Regions from separate parts of the Homo sapiens genome. Here region 1 is linked to region 2. A link is an interaction called in ENCODE POLR2A ChIA-PET data of the cell type or tissue named here. Cell type or tissue: Panc1. All regions are shown on one strand. Links, peaks and the distances in the headings refer to the core of each region. The heading gives the core; the rest is flanking DNA.

What was found. ChIA-PET counts read pairs that join two places held together with the same protein. Peaks named below come from ENCODE experiments on the same cell type or tissue, not always from the same donor. Only the 100,000 strongest peaks of a DNase experiment are listed, where the experiment ranks them.
Region 1: POLR2A ChIA-PET joins it to region 2 with 5 read pairs; 2 of 35 experiments call an interaction of 5 or more read pairs at or near these places.

Annotation. Positions count from the first base shown.
Region 1 is chr7:81,017,083-81,027,674 of GRCh38, reverse strand. No RefSeq gene overlaps it. Among named protein-coding and RNA genes, the nearest start is that of SEMA3C, 100 kb to the right of the region's middle. In Panc1, for the core only: no CTCF peak of the experiment used is centred there; a DNase peak (open chromatin) is centred at 2,233; H3K27ac peaks cover 1,370 bases.
Region 2 is chr7:81,201,822-81,212,413 of GRCh38, reverse strand. No RefSeq gene overlaps it. Among named protein-coding and RNA genes, the nearest start is that of SEMA3C, 290 kb to the right of the region's middle. In Panc1, for the core only: no CTCF peak of the experiment used is centred there; no DNase peak of the experiment used is centred there; H3K27ac peaks cover 1,174 bases.

The DNA.
Region 1 (10,592 bases), core at 2,123-7,122, 180 kb after region 2:
ATTACATGTTTCAAAATTCTCCTTTGTCTGCCTCTGGTGTTATTTTCAGGGTTTATAGTTTCACTTTGCATGGAAGAACATAAAGAAATGAATTTACACCATCTTTTCTCAACTGGAAACCCATTATCTGCTTTTATAAGTTAAAAACACTTTGCACAATTAACACAATATACAAATCCTTCTTTTTTTTTTTTTTTTTTTAGTAAAGACAGGGTTTTACCATGTTGGCCAGGATGGTCTCGAACTCCAGACCTCAGGATGCACCCGCCTCGGCCTTCCAAAGTCCAAACTGCTGTGATTACAGGCGTGAACCACCATGCCCGGCCAATTTTTTTGTATTTTAGTAGAGACGGGGTTTCACTGTGTTGCCCAGGCTGGTCTTGAATTCCTGAAGTCAGGCAATCCACACGCCTCAGCCTCCCAAAGTGCTAGGATTACAAGCGTGAGCCACCGCACCCGGCTATACAAATCCGTCTTGTTTGTTAATTTATTTCATCATCTAGATTTTTATTCAGAGTATATAAAGTGAGATGGAACTGAAATCACCCTTGCTTAATATTTTTACAAGATAAATATAAAAATTCCGAGACTACTCAGCTAAAGAGGTTTAAAAATGCCTCAAATCTAAAGAAATCTACTTTTGTGTTTATGGAAAAAGTCTTCTAAAAACCAAAGCAAAAAAATTAAAATAGATTGGACTATTATTCCAAAACCTGAATCTCATTTTTATTGCATAATCATTATGTATATTCCAATATTCCTCCATTTCTGCCTTCTTGATTTATGCAGTTCAGTTTGTGGTATCAGAAGGCAAATGTTAAAGTAGGAAACTAAGGAGTGGTTTATGGTGTGACTGAATTAGAGAAGTTTTAGGAGAAATGAGTTAAAGTGATTTTGAAACTGAATGCATTTGTTCATTTTCTTGGAGGATTTGAGGTTTATAGCATAGACTTGATTTATTTACAAAGATTAAACATATAAATAATTATCTTTCTCTTCTACCTGCCTCCTTATCTTTATAATCACTGTATGTTTGGTAGAATTTGCCTTAAGAATATGTTTTAGAAAGTTGACTTTTGTTCTACTAGCATATTGGAATATATTCATTTATAACCTTGTAACTTAATGCATGTCAAATGTTTTAGGAATTCTTTCAGATCCTTTTAAAATGATAGACTATTTTACCCAAGAGAAAATCTTCAGGATTTTAGTACTCTCCTGGGTAAACAGACCTGATTATATATGATTTCAATAACTTGCTAAAACTTCTAACGAGTACTGGAATTGAATGTGTTTTTGTTAAACTTGGAGAATAGAATAATAGAAAATGGCAACAATACAAAACCCTATCTTTTTAGGTAAGTTGGGTAAACTTTTCCATCTGCTTATATTATAAACTAAATGTCCTATTTATTATGATAAACTTTAGGTACCCTAATTACAATTCATTATATCAGAAATACAATGAGTCTTTTCAGCTAACCTTTGACTTTTGGCAAACTTTGGTGGGAAAACAAAACAAAACAAACAAACAAACAAAAACACTTTTGCTTAATAAAATGCCTATTGGGCTGGGCACGGTGGCTCACGCCTGTAATCCCAGCACTTTGGGAGGCTGAGGCAGGCGAATCACGAGGTCAGGAGTTCAAGACCAGCCTGGCCAACATAGTGAAACCCCGTCTCTACTAAAAGTACAAAAATTAGCCAGGTGTGGTGGTACATGCCTGTAGTTCCAGCTACTCGGGAGGCTAAGGCAGCAGAATCACTTAAACCCAGGAGGTGGAGTTTGCAGTGAGCCGAGACCGCGCCATTGCACTCCAGCCTGGTTGAAAGAGCAAGACGCCATCTCAAAAAATAAATAAATAAATAATAAATAAATAAAATGTCTATTAATCCTGACATTCACCCATGAGAAAATATAGACAGAAGGTGAACACTTTTTTTGAAAAATATTTTAAGTCACAAATTGTATTTAGACTACTGAATAGTTGCAACGAACCCTTACCTTTCAACTAGGGGGGAAAGGAAGTCCATCATTAAACAATCTGTTGGGCAATGCCATGTTTAACAATTCTCATTGTTTGATTTTAATTACATGTTTGTATCAGGAAACTGATTCATATCCTTTGAATGCCATCTAAAATTACAGTCTTAAATCTAAGTGTGTTTGTCGTCATCAAACACTAAGTACCATATAGGAAAAAAAGAAAGGCACCTGCCCACCAGTGCCTTTGCCATTGCTTTAAATAGACTTTTCCTTTTGCATATGAAGCTTTTCAAATTAAAAAGTAAAGTCACCAGTCATAGTAGCAATCATAAAGTTTGTCCTGTCATGTTCATCACTGTATCAGGACTATTGCCAAACTTTGTATTGCAAATCTAACATTAGATTGTTGAGAAAGAAATCACAACAGTTTTGATTTTGAGAAAATCAGATACTTAAAACACTTTTTTTGCTTTGAGGGAAACACCTTATGTTTTCTATGTTATTAACTAGTCCCGATATAGATTAAAATGTAATAGATGTGTTTTTAACTTATTGAACAAATAATATATTCACATTGTTAAAAAAATTCAAGGTCTCTTTGATTATTGCCATTTTAGCCAGTGGAACGAGACAAAGAACAGATGGCTAGAGCTAAAGATTCCCTCTTAAATTAGCAAAGCAGAAGTTGCACACATTACTTCTGTTTTGTACTGCAGTGGCAAGAGCTTAGTCCCATATCAACGACTACTGCAGAGACTTAGGGACATGTTTTTCCTGGGTGGGCAGCCATAGCTAGACACAATTCTATTACTATGAAAGTAAAGAAGACCGACACTGATGGACATGTAGTAGTCTTCAACCATCAGAGAATGGTAATTCCTCAGAGTATCTGGAGCCTCCATGACTCTCGCTATGACTCTAAAGTCCACACTCCTTATATTACATTAAAGAGCCTGGCTTCATATCCAAAAGTGATGACAAAACAACTGTTTTGTTCTGTTATCTTTTATATGTGTGTGTGTGTGTGTGTGTGTGTGTGTGTGTATATATATTCTCCATTGCCCTTCACTAACAGAATTTAAAGAAAAAATTGTTTAAAGTGATAAGTATAAATAAGTATACTACTTATTACTTTTGGAATACTGTATTTTCTTCCATTATAGGATTACTAAACACATTTCAGTAGACATGGATTTCAGCTCTAAAAAGCATAATAGGGCACTGAATTTGGAAATTACATTAACTTAGTAGTGCATCAAACCTACCTGGGCATGGCGAGGCACGGTGGCTCACGTCTGTAATCCCAGCACTTTGGGAGGCCAAGGCGAGTGGATCACGAGATCAGGAGATCGAGACCATCCTGGCTAACATGGTGAAACCCCGTCTCTACTAAAAATACAAAAAAAAAATTAGCCGGGCATGGTGGCAGGTGCCTGTAGTCCCAGCCACTTGGGAAGCTGAGGCAGGAGAATGGTGTGAACCCAGGAGGCGGAGCTTGCAGTGAGCCAAGATCAGGCCACTGCACTCCAGCCTGGGCAACTGAGCAAGACTCCGTCTCATAAAACAAAACAAAAAAACAAAAACAAACAAAAAAACCTACCTGGGCATATATCTCTGCAGTAACAATTCTGTAACCCTCTAGCCACTGTTGAAACTACTTTGTTGAGGTAGAGCTCATTCTATTTGTGAGACAGCCCATTCCATTTTTGGATAACTCTGATTGGGATGTTCTTCCTTAATTCAACAAAACGATTTCACATTAACCTTTACTCAGTGGCTTTAGTTTATGCTTTCTAGAGCTACATTTTCCTATGAGGTTACCACTAGCCTATGTGGCTATATAAATGTAAATTTTAATTAAACTTAAATAAACAATTCAGTTCTTCAGCCATACCAGCTACATTTCAAGTGCTCAAGAACCGTATGTGACTAGTGGCTACTAACCTGGATACTGTGGCAAACATTTTCATCATTGTATTGTTATTGCTTTATTGGTCTATACTATACTATACAGTGAAAGTTTAAATCTACTACAGTTTTTATTAAGGGACTTCTAACATCATAAGGCTTTGTCTTTTTTTTGTTGAAAGAACGACACTTTAAAAGTATTTATTGACATCTTACTACATTTCCTATTTCATTTTGAGAATTCAGGACAGATCCATGAACAAAAAGAGGACCCTTGCGCCTATGGAGCTTTCATTTTAGCAAAGAGAGATAGCTGAAAACAAACAAATCAAACATAACAACAACCATAGTCAATAAGTGAAATATTTAAATAATTTTTAAATATCGGTAAGTCCTGTGGAAACGAATGCCAGGTGAAGGAATGGGGATTCAGGAAAAAGGATGGCTTGCAAGTTTCATAGAGTGCCCTGAGTAGGTTTCTTTGGAGTGATATTCGAACAAGGGCTTGAAAGAATGAGGGAGATTAGCCGTGTGACTGGGGAAGAGTGTTCCAGGTGGAAAGAACAACCTTACGCAAAGCGGCAAAGCAGCCACAGTGACCCGAGCAGAGTGAGCAAACAGGAAGATTGTAGAAGCCAACAAGCTAAGAGGGGTGATGGAGGAAGGGTTATATGCAGCTTTGCAGACACTTGTAAGGACTTTGTGGAGCTACTGTAGAGTTTTAAGAGGAGAAGAGACATTTTGTGACATATTTTTAAGAGATGAGCTCTGCTGCAGTGTTGACAATAGACTATCAGTAGGGGTTGGAGTACAAGGGTAAAATCTTGGAGTTATATTTAATATGTTGCATAATTTATAAAATTGTTTCCTGATCCCTTATCATCCTGAATTTCCATTGTATCTTCTACTTGGCATAATGCAGTTTATTAGTGTCCTCTTAAAATGTGTTTCCAAGAATAAAACACAATACACCCGATGATGCGACAAGAGAAGTACGAGAGACAGTTACGTCTCATGATCTGAATGTTATTTTTCTAATGTTACTGGATTTCTTATCAATAGAAATTTCCTAAATTATGTAATTTGTTATTTTGAAATGAAATACAGTTGTATTTATTTTTCTAAGTTTGGTTCTAGTTATTTGAGCTTAGTGTTTTATATTAGCCATTTCTTGCTTTATTTAAACTTGAGATATGATAAATATTATTTCCATGCTTTCACCCAAATTGCCAATATACTTTTCCTTTTTTTTTTTTTTTTTTTGAAATGTAGTCTCACTCCGTTGCCCAGGCTGGAGTGCAATGGCGTGGTCTCGGCTCACTGCAGCCTCTGCCTCCCGGGTTCAGGCGTTTCTCCTGCCTCAGCCTCCCAAGTAGCTGGGATTACAGGCGTGTGCCACCATGCCAAACTAATTTTGTTTTTTTTAGTAGAGATGGGGTTTCACCATGTTAGCCAGGCTGGTCTCGAATTCCTTACCTCAGGTGATCTGCCCGCCTGGCCTCCCAAAGTGCTGGGATTACAGGCGTGAGGCCACCGCGCCCAGCCATCAATATACCTTTTCATAAGGCAAGGACAGGGACAGCGCACTATAGTATTCCCTTGCCTGGAATTTCCATTAACCTGAAAAGAATATAAGTAATACTCATTTTCCAAATTCATGCTGAAGCATTAATTCTTATTGAATATAATTCAGTTTTAAAATCACTAACTTTACTATGAATAAACTTCATAGAGAACTTTTGAAAACCATTAGCCGGGCGTGGTGGCTCACGCTTGTAATCCCAGCACTTTGGGAGACCGAGGCGGGCGGATCATGAGGTCAGGAGATCGAGACCATCCTGGCTAACATGGTGAAACCCCATCTCTACTAAAAATACAAAAAATTCGCCGGGCGTGGTGGTGGGCGCCTGTAGTCCCAGCCACTTGGGAGGCTGAGGCAGGAGAATGGCATGAACCTAGGAGGCGGAGCTTGCAGTGAGCCGAGATCGCACCACTGCACTCCAGCCTGGGCAACACAGCAAGACTCCGTCTCAAAAAAAAAAAAAAAAAAATTCAAACCATTAAGTAATCTGGACTTTATTTAATCTGCCCCCAACCATTGCCTTTCTGACCACATCTCTGTTGCTCTCTTCTTTCTCCCTCTGATCTTGCCACGTAGGACTCCATCATGTCTCTCATACATGACAGGAGCTCCCCACTCAGAGCCCCTGTATCTGAATCCTGTCCCACTCTGTCCACGATGCTGCTCCCAGACTAGATACCTAAATGAATCATGCGAAAATTTACTTCAAATGTTTCCTGAAATGTCATCCATAGAGAGGCCTTCTTGCTACCTTATATAATACTGCAACATGCCTCAATATTTCCTATCACCTTGCATACCTTCTATTCTTCATATTAATATGAATTTTCTAATACAGTATAATGTTATTCTGTCTATTGTCTATCCCTCACCACTAGGTCATAGGAGTCAAGAAATAGTTTGTTGTTTGTTTTAGTTTATTTCTACATTTCTAGAACTATGCTTTGCACACAGTAGGTAATCAGTAAATAGTTGAATTAATAAATGAATAAATTATCCTACCTGTTGGTACTATTCTCTGGAATTATTTTATTTGGTTGGTTACCTGTGGGCATTTAAGAAGAAAAATCAGTGAAGACAATCATTAACACGTCATATAATTTCTGAATGGAGCCAAATAATCTACCTGGTTCCAAGAACTGCAATTAGCTTGTCACTACCAAAAGCCACCCTTGTCTGCATAATTAATAGTAATCATGAATACAATGAAAGATATGCAAATCTTAATTTACCTATAGATTTTAACACTATTTTCCAATAAACATTTTATCAGATATTAATAGAAATTTGAATTCACTCATTTGAGTACTTCTGTCTTTATTTCTCTGGTTTACTTAATTTATAATGCTGAAGAACATATAACCAGACATTGAAAACTATGAAAATTGAACATTCACTTGTTATATAATTTAAGTTCAACCATATTAAGAAAAATACAAAAGGAAAGCAGTGAAGCAGTGTAATGTTCATTATCAATCTGCCTGGAGCTCTGGTGTTAAAGGGTTTGGTGATGGAGAAGGTCTATATTTGAGAATGAGCAGGTTAATTGCAAGTACAAAATATTTTAATAAATAAAAGCCAGGCAAGCTTTTAGATAGTGACCAGATTCTTTGGAGAATTATCATGTTACTTCCAAGAAAAAAATATATTTGGCCCATTCTTTAATTCCAAATAGAGCATAAAGATGGTTTGGACAGAAAAAGCTGATTTGATAAAAATTATGCCTAAAGTTTAATCCTTCATCTTTTAAAGCTCAGACACTGTAAATTAAAAGCCATTGTTTTATCATTTCTGTAATCTTATGGCAAATGTAAAAGTTTCTCTTTCAAATCTGTTTTTACTAATGTTAGGTAGATATATCCTGCATCCATCTATCAAGAACACTTATATTCCATATTTTGCTAATCTAGAAGGACACATAGTTAGGTGTGTCCAAATCTTAAGAAGGTAAGCTAAAGGTTAAAATATTGGGCTGGAAATTATTTTAGTTCCTAGTTAGATCTTTGTTTGCATTTTGATCACTTAAATATTTAGTTATTTCTTTTTTTTTTTTCTTTTTGAGTCAGAGTCTTGCTGTGTCATCCAGGCTGGAGTGCAGTGGCACGATCTCCACTCACTGCAACCTCCGCCTCTTGCGTTCAAGCGATTCTCCTGCCTCAGCCTCCCAAGTAGCTGGGACCACAGGAGCATGCCACAACACCTGGCTAATTTTTTGTATTTTTAGTAGAGACAGGGTTTCACTATGTTAACCAGGATGGTCTTGATCTCCTGAGCTCGTGATCCGCCCATCTTGGCCTCCCAGACTGCTGGGATTACAAGCATGAGCCACCATGCCTGGCCAGTTATTTCATTTTCAACAGACAGAGTGCTAAAGAGAATAACATGAATGAGCACGAAGAATCTGTGAATTTGATTACATATGCTTTTGCATACATGCTGTAGTTTTTAGTCATGTCAGTATAAGCAAAATATACTTTGAATGAACTAAAATGTGTTTTAATTTATAAATACAACCTTTTTGATCTATGTTACCATTAATAAGGATGTAATGTGTGTAACACATGTTCATGAATTGAGGATTACGTTAGAACAATGCATAGCTATTATTTTATATCTTCAAATAGACATTAATAGGATCCAAGTCAAAGTATTTTAATTGATTGAAGCCATATGATTGAAATTATATTTACAAAATGAGCTCTAAAATGGTGATTGTATTAATAGATCCTGTATCTGCATTACTGCAAGCTTTCAAATGCATTCTTCTATTCCACATACGAATCTTTTTACATTTTATTTATTAAATTAGAAGTATATGGATCTAATTAGTTGCATTCAGACATAGCTATCTAGTATAAATCAAAGAAAAAATAAATTTCATAACACATCTGGATGTTTGATGTGAATAACATCTGAATATTTGAAAATAAATGGATGATTGAGTTTTTTCTTTTATGCAAATATTTTGGCATCACTTAAAACTAGTAGCATTCTGGGGCCAGGCACAGTGGCTCGCGCCTGTAATCCCAGCACTTTGGGAGGCTGAGGCGGGCGGATCACCTGAGGTCGGGAGTTTGAGACCAGCCTGACCAATATGGAGAAACCCCATCTCTACTAAAAATACAAAATTAGCCGGGCGTGGTGGTGCATGAGCTACTAGGGAGGCTGAGGCAGGAGAATTGCTCGAACCTGGGAGGCAGAGGTTGTGGTGAGCCAAGATTGCCTCATTGCACTCCAGCCTGGACAACAAGAGTGAAACTCTGTCTCAAATAAATAAATAAATAAAAGTAGTAGCATTTGGAATCCTACACAAACAGAACTCATTAATTTAGGATATAAATTATTATTGTAGTCAGTGGCGATTTATTTAAATACACAATATTTTGAGTATGAGTTTTGTTACCTATTACTGGAAGTTACTGAATAATATATTGTACTTATTTTCTCTGTCTTTCCAAGTCCTCACAACATATAAGAGCAAAATAGGGAGTTTATTTTATTTGGTTCTGAGACATATACCAAAGAAATCAGAAACCTCACTGGGAAAACCCTGTACATGTTGATGCTCACCAATGTCATGAGAAAAGTGAAATTCAATTTCTAAACGTAGATTTAAAAGAAATAGTTTTGAGTGGCCGGGCGCGGTGGCTCACGCCTGTAATCCCAGCACTTTGGGAGGTGAGGCGGGTGGATCATAAGGTCAGGAGATCAAGACCATCCTGGCTAACATGGTGAAACCCCGTCTCTACTAAAAATACAAAAAAAAATTAGCTGGGCATGGTGGCAGGTGCCTGTAGTCCCAGCTACTCAGGAGGCTGAGGCAGGAGAATGGCCTGAACCCGGGAGGCGGAGCTTGCAGTGAGCCAAGATCACGCCACTGCACTCCAGCCTGGGCAACAGAGCAAGACTCCGTCTCAAAACAAAACAAAACAAAACAAAAACAAAAACACACACACAAAAATTAGCTGGGCGTGGTGGCAGGTGCCTGTAATCCCAGCTACTCGAGAGGCTGAGACAGGAGAATCGCTTGAACCCTAGAGGTGGAGGTTGCAGTGAGCTGAGGTCTCAGAGGTTGCAGTGAGCCGAGATCGTGCCACTGCACTCCAGCCTGGGTGGCAGAGCAAGACTCTGTCTCAAAAAAAAAAAAAAAAAAAAGTTAGTGAACAAAATTTAAAATAACTTGATCTATTTTATACATTTTGTTGTGATTATCTTTCTAAAAGATCCTTTCCAAAAAAATAGCCACACCATGAAGTGTTAAAAATCCTAATCACAGAAATAACTCTCCATTTCTATTTCTGGATTTATTGTAATTCTGAATACCAAAAAGTGTGAATTTCCCACAAGAGCTCAGAGGAATAATGATCTATTACTTATCAATAATTTAATAACAATGATTTGGTTTTTAAAAAACATTTGCTTCTAATTTGCTTTATTTTTATAAAAAAAAAAACTACCAAATTGCAGGCCGGGCACGGTGGCTCACACCGGTGGTCCCAGCACTTTGGGAGGCCAAGGCGGGTGGATCACGAGGTCAGCAGTTCTAGACCAGCCTGACCAACATGGTCAGGCTGACCATGAGACAGGAGTGAAACCCTGTCTCTACTAAAAATACAAAAAAAATTAACTGGGCATGGTGGCGGGCACCTGTAATCCCAGCAATTTAGGAGGCTGAGGCAGGAGAATCACTTGAAACTGGAAGGTGGAGGTTGCAGTGAGCCGAGATTGCACCACTGCACTCTAGCCTGGGCAATAAGAGCAAAACTCCATCTCAAAACAAAACAAAACAAAAAAACTTTCAAATTGCTTTTCAAAAAGATTGTATTTGTTTATATTCCCACAAGAAATGTACAAGAGTTCCAGTTGATCCAAGGCCTCATCAATACATTGTTTTGTCAATGTATTTAGTTTTAGCCATTCTAGTGGGTGTGTAGAAGTATTTCACCATGTTTTTGATTTGCATTTCCTTAGTGATTAATGAAGTTGAGCATCTTTTCCTTTGCTTGCTGACAATTCATATTTTCTTTGGCTAAATGTCCGTTCAAATCTTTTGCCCATATTTTAATTGAGTTGTCTGCTTTCTTGATACTGTATTGGGTTGGAAGAGGTGTTTTT
Region 2 (10,592 bases), core at 2,493-7,492:
ATAGGGTCCCTTCAAATTTTTCCTATTTTAGTAAGCTTAGGGCTCCTTCCTATTCCTATCCCCACTGCCCCACTGTGGCATAGATTCTAAATGTAAGGGAATAAAAGCAGTCTAATGGAACGTGGTAAAAGCAAGCTGCAAGAATCTAGTCCTTGCATTACATCTATCCATAGCTAGCATCTGCTGAGATGACCATTAAGAATAAAAATAGCTAACATATATGAAACACTCATATAACCCTATGCTAGGTCCTTTACATATCTGAATTCACCCAGCCTTCATAACAGCCCGTGAAGTAAGTACTATTATTACAATGTGCATTTTATAGATAGGAAAACTGATGCACAGAGTTTAAAAACTGGGCCAGGTTTATGCAGCACTTAAGAAACAGAGCTGGAGTTTGAACGCAATACTGGAACTCTGGAACTTCAGCTTGGAATCTCTGTGCTCGGCAGGCTCTCCTGCTGTCTACTCCTTCCATATAAGCCTCCACATCAGCACAAGCTGAAGCTATTGTATTATATTTGGAAGGTAATGTGACGCATTCCACAGCGGCTTCCTCATCCCTCCCTCTGCAGACTGCTGGTTCTCTAAGTCCCGACTGTGCCACTCATGTGCAATACATGTGGTATAAAATGACTTGTCTGCTCACTCCTAGAACCTATTGAGGTTTACAGGGCCTCTGGGCCTCGTGTCCATCAGCCAAATAACTCACGTAAACATCACTATGTATTCACAGGGTCATGGTTTTGGGAGTGTTCTAAATGTTTAAAGTATTCCAATCAGAAAGCTGGATGCTCTGTCACTCTACCCAGGAGTGCAGTCAGAATAATCTCTAATTCAAGAGGACACTGGTCCATGGCTATCTTTCTTTTCTTACTGTATCTTGTAACTTCTGTGGTGCTTTATCGAGATTTACCAGGTAAGGAAAATTAATTCTAAAGTTATGTATTTTTCTCTGTTAGTTATTTTAAGTCAGGAATTTAACTCTTAATGCTGAAAAAAACCCTTACCATGCAATTTAAGTCTTTTGTCTTAAGGTAGTTGGGGCTCCCTTGAATTCAAAAGTAGATTTTGAAATCCACAACATGAGTCCTTACTTATTTCTCATTGTTTTATTTATTTCTTTTCTTTTTTGCTGTATCTTTCCTTTCTTGAGGCAGTGAAACTAAAATACTATGTCTCCCTGAAATGAGGAGAAGGGTTATGTGGGGAAAAATTCAAAATTAAAACCACATTGGTTAAGGATTCAAAATATTCCTTCATGACTTCAAAGCTCTAATTTTAAAGAATTTGAGAATTATCTATACTGGTATCAGCAGGCATCTTATGTAAAAGTCACTTAGTGGTCTCTTTCCTTCCAAAGAGTTTGGGAGTCTTGTGACAAATTCTAAGAAACCTTAAGAATCATAACATTGCCTCTGATTTTTAGAAGAGAGGAGGAAAACTGAAAATATTTTAAAGGAGCCAGAAGTCTGTGGTTCTGGTCCCAGTTCTGCCAATGGCTAGTTGTGTTGCCAAAAAGTAGTCACTCAAATCTTAATCTGTGAATTACTCAACTAACATTTCTGGAGCATCATCTATGAGTAAGACATGTTATTTGTTTAATCGTCACAACCTTAGTGCAGTCAGATAGTTTAAATAATTTGTCCAATATCTGATAGCAAGTAACTGGCAAAAGTGCAACTGAAGGAGAGTAGGTATTATTCCAATATAATATTTCCTGATATCTAAAAATCCCATCTAGGTCAAAATACTCTGTAATTCTGAGTGGGAGTTGGCAGAAAAGTCTGAAAGATTTTGTTGGGAGGCTTTAAAGGTTTTATATGTTTTACTGTGATCTGTTGCAAAATATTATCCCTGGATGTTAAAACCAGATGCTTGCTTGCCAATACACTCTACCAAAGGTCTTCCCTGTTCTTTGCATCTCTTATTTTGTATCCAGTACCTGCGTTTTATCATGTCTTTTAAATATTCTTACACACACAAGGCTTACTAACCTTTCCAAAATTTGTTAATAATATCCATTTTCCTAGTGATGGTTGTCATGGACCCAAAAGTGCAATTTATGTCTATCTATCTCCTCCAGGATTACATTCCCATTAGGCAGTGTGTAATGCTTTCTCACCATGCATGCTGTCAGGCTGACATCACCAGTGAAATATCTGAATTAATACACAAGCTAACATCATTTTAGCATTAGAAAAATGCCATTTTTAAAGGGACAGTATACAATGATAAACAATGCTTGGGCCTGTGTTGAAAATCAGATAATAGAGTTTTCTAGTTCCCTTGGAGAAAACATTAATTAAGCAAACACTTTCCCATTTACGTTTGCAATGAAATACTCGGTTGATTTGCAAATGTGAGTGATTTTTTTTCGCAGAACTTCTTAATGATGACTTCTTGTCTAATTGATAGCTGGAACAGTATTACACATAATTCAATTTTCATAAACCCAGAGCTTAGAGCTTTGGTTGTTTGCAAATGGAAAGAGATTTTTTTTCTTTTAATTGATGGAGGTGAAAAGTTTAGTTGTGAGTTCTACAAAAACAAAACAAAACACCAACAACTCTTTTAAGATCCATGTAGCCTCTAGCTTGTAATTTAATTTTTCAGATCCATTTTTGTTATTTTTTAGCCAAAATTTTCTCATTTCTCTATCCTCACTGGAGTAGTCTGGAAAATAATATGAAAGAGATCCACAGGTCTGGAGAAATACTGGACAACCTAAGCAAAAGCCCCTTATACCTCTTACACATAAACTTTAGAGAAATAATAACCATAGTATAATATCTTATAGTTTGTAAAAAAATTGTGTCCACGTTAAAAAGAGATTATGATAGTATAATAGCCCTCAATTTCATAAAAGCAGAATTTCCAGTCTCTGTTTAGCTTTCTTCCTCTGGTGCAGTGGTTCTCAAACTTGGCTGTACATTGGAATCACCTAGGGAGTTTTAAAACTATGAGTCTTATAACCAGAGATTCTGATGTCATAGGGCACTGCCTGGGCACCTGGATCATTGAAAGTGCTCCAAGGTGGCACTAAGGTGTAGTCAAGGCTAAGAACCATTTTGTAAATGTTTTGAAAATTCTCAAGACATGCTTACTCATCATGCTGGGCTGCTGATCCTACCACCTCTTCCAGTTGGTTGCCTCACTCTCCTTTCTCTTCAGGAAACGAACTAGATAGGGTTTATTCTCAAGGCCATGACACTCTGTTATCAGTCTGTTGCACCTGATTTTCTGTTGAAGATATGGCTTATGCCATTGTTGGTCCTTGTGTCTTCAGTGTTGCTGTGCCCTGAACTTTCTGTTGACAGGCTGATGGGATGCCTGTTGCGGCTTATACTTCACCCATGCTCCTGGTTATTGCTGGCTTTGAATATTCACCTCAATCAATAGGGTAATACGTTCTTCTTTCTTGGAATGTCTCCTTCAAAACCTGTCGTGTATTAATTTCTTTATTAAACTGTATGTCATTGCAACATCTATCCAGTCAGGGAGAAGGCTGGTATTAATTTCTTTATTAAACTGTATGTCATTCCAACATCTATCCAGTCAGGGAGAAGGCTGGTACTAGATCTCTTGGCAAGGCAGTAGAAAAGATTAGCTAATTCCTTTTGCTTTTCTTGTTTCTCATATCCAGCTCAAGGCCAGAGGAGCCATTTCCTAGAGTTTATTCACAGGATGAAAAGGATATCTCAGCTCACTTAATTAAGGCTTAGATAGAATTAGAGGGGAGGATTTAGTAAACCTAGTCTTGCTCCTTTTCTAGCCCTGGAGGATAGTTACAATAGGGAACAGAGAGAATGAGGGGAAAATAAATCTGCTCACTTTCTTTGGGTCTTTGAAGCTCCTTAGTGGGAAGATGTGTTAAACAAGTGAGGATAACATTTATTGCAAAGCAAAAGGACTTCAATCTATTGCTGGGTTCTGAAAGAAAAAAAAAAAAAAAACTTCTTTACTAACCTGGCACATAACAATTTGGCAAACTTGGTCGGACCAAGAAAAAAATAAATAGATGAAAGAATAATGAATAAATAAATAAATAAACAGGATGTAAGTCATGTAGCTTTACCTAAGCTGCTCACTGTTGTTAGGAGATGTGGACTCTGATTTGAGACTAAAGAACTGCTTTATGGCTTCTAAGGGAAGGTCTCACAGCAGAGGGTGGAGATGGGCAGCCAGCAAGAACTAAGAAGAAACCCCATCAGCAAAAGAGAAATGCCGAGTACTTCCTAGATTGCTTGCACAAAAAGAATACTCTATGAATTCATTCACCACAGACTTGTGCATCAGAGGCCAACACTGATTGCAGGAATGGACCGACGAAGAACAAACTTCTTAGACTAAAGGATCAGCGGGAGACAGCCACAGGAGAGAAAGTCCTTATACTCCTTCAGGAATTCATTTAGATATCTATAATCAGAAGCATGTCAGCAATGACGAGGCCTGAGTAATTTTATACAAGAAAAACTGGAGGGATTGTTGGAATTGTGTGATTCTGGCTAAGCTTTCACAGGATTAGGTACTGAGTTTATTTTTCAGATAACAGCTGTGTATAGACTCTGGAGGCAGATCAGTATAATGGTAGTTAAAAAACATAACAAAAACATTATGCTTTCTCTATACAGTCATATTGGAGCAAGGCACAGCAACACTAAGAAGATGTATAGAAACAGCCTTATGAATCCACCTCTCAGAGAATCTGAGGTTTTACTCTTCTTTTGTTGTTTCTCTCTCATGATAATGAGATACAAATCCTGCATCTTGTCCCCTGGATACGTTAGTATCTGCCTTCACCTCCTAGATCTTACTGTTGATCTTCTCTCTCCTGTATCTTCATCCTATCCTTTTCTACTGGCTCCTTTACAATAGCTTTTAAACATATACAAGTAACTTTTACCATAAAAATATTATGCAAAGTACACAAGAAAATGAAACAACACTCCTCAACTCAATATATTCTCAGCTATTTCCTTATTTCTCTTTACAATTAATAATATTAGTCCAGACTCGTTTTTACACCATTTTTTCTAGCATTGCTCTGAAAATGTTTTTGCCAATATTTCTAATAACAGATTTATTCCTAAATAAAGATCCTCTGCAGTCTTGTTTTACTTATCCTTGAACATGCTGTTTTTGCACTTCATAATATCTTATTTCTGGTTTCTTCTTATCTCTCCAGCCACTCCATTTTGTTCTCTGTTAGTAGTTCCTCTTCTTGAGCCACCCCTTATAATTTCAATACTCCAGCATCTCTAACTGCGTGACTCCATCCATTTCCATTGCTTAAACTGTCTCATGTATTTTGGTGACTCAAATTAATATGAGCCTCATTCTCATTCCTAAGTGCCACAGATATTAATTCAATTACACATTAAATATTTTTACCAATCAAGCTGAATATGCCTAAAAAAGAAACCATCATCTGGGTTTTCACGTCTACTTTGGACAGTCCTGGTGCTACCATCTATCTTCTTGATAGTCTTTATCTGGAGTTATACTTTATTTCTCTTTCTCACTGCCTTCCCCATTTTCACTTCTTCCATTTGATAAGAAGCTATCTCATTCAGGCCACTAACCTTTTGTAACCTTAATCACCACAAATAACAAATTCATATTGCTATGTCTGCTCTTAATCTCTTTCAGAAAACATCTACTCTTATGAAATACTGATTGCTTTAAAATGCATATATAAATATACTACAGCACTAAATAGTATTCACATTATAAAACATTAAGTAAATGTTCTTTAACATAACATACCAATCGTGTCACCATTAATTCTCAGCCATGATGAAATATCTCCACTTTTTGATCCTATTACACATATTTTATCTCAGCCTAAAAGCTCTTCCTCCTCCCTGGCTAATTCCTCCTTAGTCCCTAGGACGCATTTCAGGTGGCTCTTCCTCCAAAAGCCTTTCAAGTGATTAATGTCAATCAGATATCCTGAATGACAAATGTCAGTTCTACGTGTTTTCATATCATCCTGTTTCTCTTTCTATACCATTTAATACGAGATGAATCTTGGTGTGTTTGGCAGTCTGCATTTCCCCCACTCAACCACAGCTTTGGAAGGCAAAACACTGTCTTATTCACATTTGTATCCCTATTTCCCAACAAATTTCTTAGAAGAAACTAAAACAAGAGGATATTTAACAAATGAAAGCATTAAAAAGTACATATATTTCAGGTCTCTGTCATCAATTTCATATACCTCTGATACAGTAGTATGAAACTTGGAGTGCATGAGAACATTCACCCGTCTTAAATCACGTACCAATTTTATTCTAACAAGAGTAATACTTCTTCACTTTCAACATATACCCTTACTGAACGTTGTTATCTCCACATTTTTTTAAGAATGTCGACCAGGTGCAGTGGCTCACGCTTGGAATCCCAGCACTTTGGGAGGCCGAGGATGGTGGATCAGGAGGTCAGGAGATCGAGACCATCCTGGCTAACATGGTGAAACCCCGACTCTACTAAAAATACAAAAAAATTAGCTGGGTGTGGTGGCGGGCACCTGTAGTCCCAGCTACTCGGGAGGCTGAGGCAGGAGAATGGCGTGAACCCGGGAGGCGGAGCTTGCAGTGAGCCAAGATCGTGCCACTGCACTCCAGCCTGGGCAACAGAGCCAGACTCTGTCTCAAATAATAGTAATAATAATAATGGCAAAGGCAAAGTGGAGGCTTGGCCTATGTAGGAGAAATTCTGGGTCAGGTATTTCTTATAAACAAGATGAGATGCCCTCATCTCCCTAAATGGCTGTTCAGCTCTAGTTCTAATTTTTGTGCCGATTTGAAAGTTTCCTTAAAAGAGATGGAGAAAAGAAACCTATATTCTGTTGGACTGGATCGGCCCTTCTTTGTTTGTAGTGGAGACACTGTCTCTAGTTCAACTGAAAATACTTTACAGTCTTTTTTTTTTTTTTTTTTTTTTTTGAGAGAAAGTTTTGCTCTTGTTGTCCAGGCTGGAGAGCAGTGGTGCAATCTTGGCTCACCACAACCTCCGCCTCCCGGGTTCAAGCGATTCTCCTGCCTCAGCCTCCCCAGTAGCTGGGATTACAGGCATGTGCCACCACTCCCGGCTAATTTTGTATTTTTAGTAGAGACAGGTTTTCTCCATGCTGGTCAGACTGCTCTCAAACTCCCGACCTCAGGTGATCAGCCCACCTCGGCTTCCCAAAGTGCTGGGATTATAGTCATAAGCCTCATGAGCCACCATGCCCGGCCCAGTCCTCTTTTTTTTCTTTCTTCTCTCTCTCTCTCCTCTCCTCCCTTTTCCTCCCCTCCTTTTCTGTTTCTTCCTCTTCCCTCCTCTCTTTTGCTCTTTCTCCTCTTTCTCACTCTCCTTTTTTTGTCTCTCCCCCTCGCCTACCATTGTTTTATTTTGCTTTCTTTGTTTCTAGCCTATGGTAACTCATCTGCCATCTGGGCACTATCTGTAAATATGTAGGACAAAAATATTCTACTGCAGAATTCTACTAGCTGTTACTTCACCTGTTGTATAAATGAACAGTTTATGAAAAAGTAAGATAGTTCAACAGGGCAGAAGAGCATTAAAAAAGTCAAGAATATCTGGAAGTCATCTCCAAACTCAATTGTTTTACCATAGAGAGAGCATGTTTCAAGGTACATAAGACAGTAATATGTCCAGCTAATTCTGTAAAAACCATACATTAGGCCAGGTGTGGTGGCTCATGGCTGTAAGACCAGCACTTTGAGAGGCTAAGGCAGGAAGATAGCTTGAGACCAAGTCTTCAGTTCAAGACCAGGCTAGGCACCATGGCAAAACCCCCTCTCTACAAAAAATACAAAAAATACCCAGGCGTGGTGGCATGCGCCTGTGGTCCTAGCTACTTGGGAGACTGAGGTGGGAGGATTGCTTGAGTCTGGGGAGATCGAGGCTGCGTTGAGCTATGATCGCACCCCTGCAATCTAGCCTAGGCAACAGAGTGAGACCCTGTCTTGAAAAAATAAAAACAAAACAAAATGAAAAAAACATAAAAACATCAATGGAGTTTTACATAATTTTACATTAGAGTTCTCTTTAGACCATAGCATGCAAAAGGATGTGATCTGTATAACAGTAAAGGTAACATAAAAGTTAAACTGTTCTACATACTATGCAAATATTCACTCACATAAAAGTAAACATCTTAATAAGTTAATTTTCAACTATCCATCAAGAGCCTACTTTATAGTTGGAATTCTATAATGAATGCTCAGTTTATTTTTTATTTTTATTTTTTGTGACAGAGTCTTGCTCTGTTGCCGAGGCTGGAGTGCAGTGGCGCAATCTTGGCTCACTGCAACTTCTGCCTCCCAGGTTCAAGCGATTCTCCTGCATCAGCCTCCCGAGTAGCTGGGACTACAGGTGCGCAGCACCATGCTGGCTGATTTTTGTATTTTTAGTAGGGACGGGGTTTCACCATGTTGGCCAGGCTACTTTCAAACTCCTGGCCTCGAGTGATTCACCAGCATCTGCCTCCCAAAGTGCTGGGATTCAGGCTTGAGCCACCGCGCCCAGCTGGTCAGTTTAATTAGTGAGTTAATCCTATAAATTCTTACTGAGTCGTTATTATATTGAACACTATGCTAGTTGATAATGGTATACAGGTGGAAAAAAAAGACCAAAAAACTAATTTCACTTAGTTGAGAAGTGATAGAAGCCAGTTGAAATATAGTTTTGACTAAAAAGTAATGTATAGAATATTAAGGCAGATCAATGTAAATCTGCTTGGAAAAGAGTCTGCAGTGTTTCTGAATACATAAGTATAATAGATGCATTCTCCAATAGACATCAGCTTCCAGAAGGAAATGGTCCAGTTTTACTAATAAGTATGTATTTTTGACGGCCATGTAGCCACATGGATAAAGATCGTGGTAAAATCAAGTATCTGAAATTGTGTCACCTTTTGCTTAACATATTTCAGCCTCCCCACCCCCCCAACAAAGTGGTGCCACTCACCAATCTTTGTCATTCTATTTAAGGACACTGCTTTTTTTTTTTTGCTTTTTTTTTTGAGACAGAGTCTCACTGTGTCGCCCAGGCTGGAGTCCAATGGCGTGATCTCGGCCCGCTGCAACCTCCACCTCCCAGGTTCAAGAGATTCTCTTGCCTCAGCCTCCCAAGTAACTGGGATTACAGGGTCATGCCACCATGTTCAGCTAAGTTTTGTATTTTTAGTAGAGACGGGGTTTCACCATGATGGCCAGACTGCTCTTAAACTCCTGAAGTCTGGTGATTCGCCCACCTCTGCCTCCCATAGTTCTGGGATTACAGGTGTGAGCCAGCATGCCTGGCCGGACACTGCTTTTTTAATCACTCATGCACGGAGCTATTTTAAAGAAAAGTTATATAACCTTTTGAGCATAATTAGAAGTGGGTCTTCTTTGTGCTTCTATTTATCAGTTTATGCATAATGCTATTAAACACTGCTATTTCTATTTGAATATGAGTAACTATACAGCAAATTATTACTTTTATCTTCTTTTTCAAAAGAAATGTTGCTAAAGGAAGTATTAAGGTTTTTTTTAATTTTAGGAATCTGCATAAAATGGACAGGGTACATTAGGTGAATATTCTATGTGTGTTTCTAATGTTTTGATCTTGGAAACTTAAGTGGACACATCTAAAAATGATGATAGTATCAATTCCTCATACCAATTTGGTAAAAAACAAAACATATGCTGTCTGTGCACATCAGAATTAGAAGTAAATCACTCACTCTCTCTCTCTGTGTGTATGTGCGTGTGTTTATAGAGAGAAAGAGTGCAAAATTAAATATAGTTCCTTGTTAATTAAAGTCATGAAAATATATTGCTCTAATTTTAAAGTTATTTAAGGTATTTTTTAATTCATACATTAGCCACGTTATTAATGAGCAATTACACATGCTATATTATAGACTATGTTTTTAACAACCACAAATAAGTTTATAGTAAGGTTACAATAGTCACATACTATGACACAAACATAGCCATTTAGCTGCACCTGAAGAGCAATTTTTCTAGAATTGTAGATTTCATGATTCTTTTTTCCATGAAAAGAATTTACTATCGCATTGATTTAATGATTCTTTTTCCATAAGGATTATTTACTGAAAGCTCAATCTATAAAGTAATCTCACAGTAACTAAACGAGGACATATGTGATGCTGGAGGACCAATTCTTGTTTCTCTTAAACCTGGCTGTACCACTAACTGATTGCATAGATTTAAGCAAGTTAAATAACCTCTCCTGTCTCATTTTCCTTCTCTGTATTACGGAAATGATACTAGTGCATAATTTATATTTTTGTTATGAAGAATACCAGCAATAATATATGTAAATGGTTCAGTGACTGACAAAGAGTTGACCCTCAACTAATGTTAACCTACGATAACCAAATGCATAGATGTTTATATTAATTTTTTAATGGAGATAAAGCCTAATGTAAAAACTTATGATAATTGGGTGAAGTACATAAATTGAGTACAATTTATGTACTCTGACTTTATAATTTAATCTGTGTGATTGTTCACTTCAGTCCTGTTTCTCCATTCACAATAAATTAAACTTAACAACAATAAAAAATT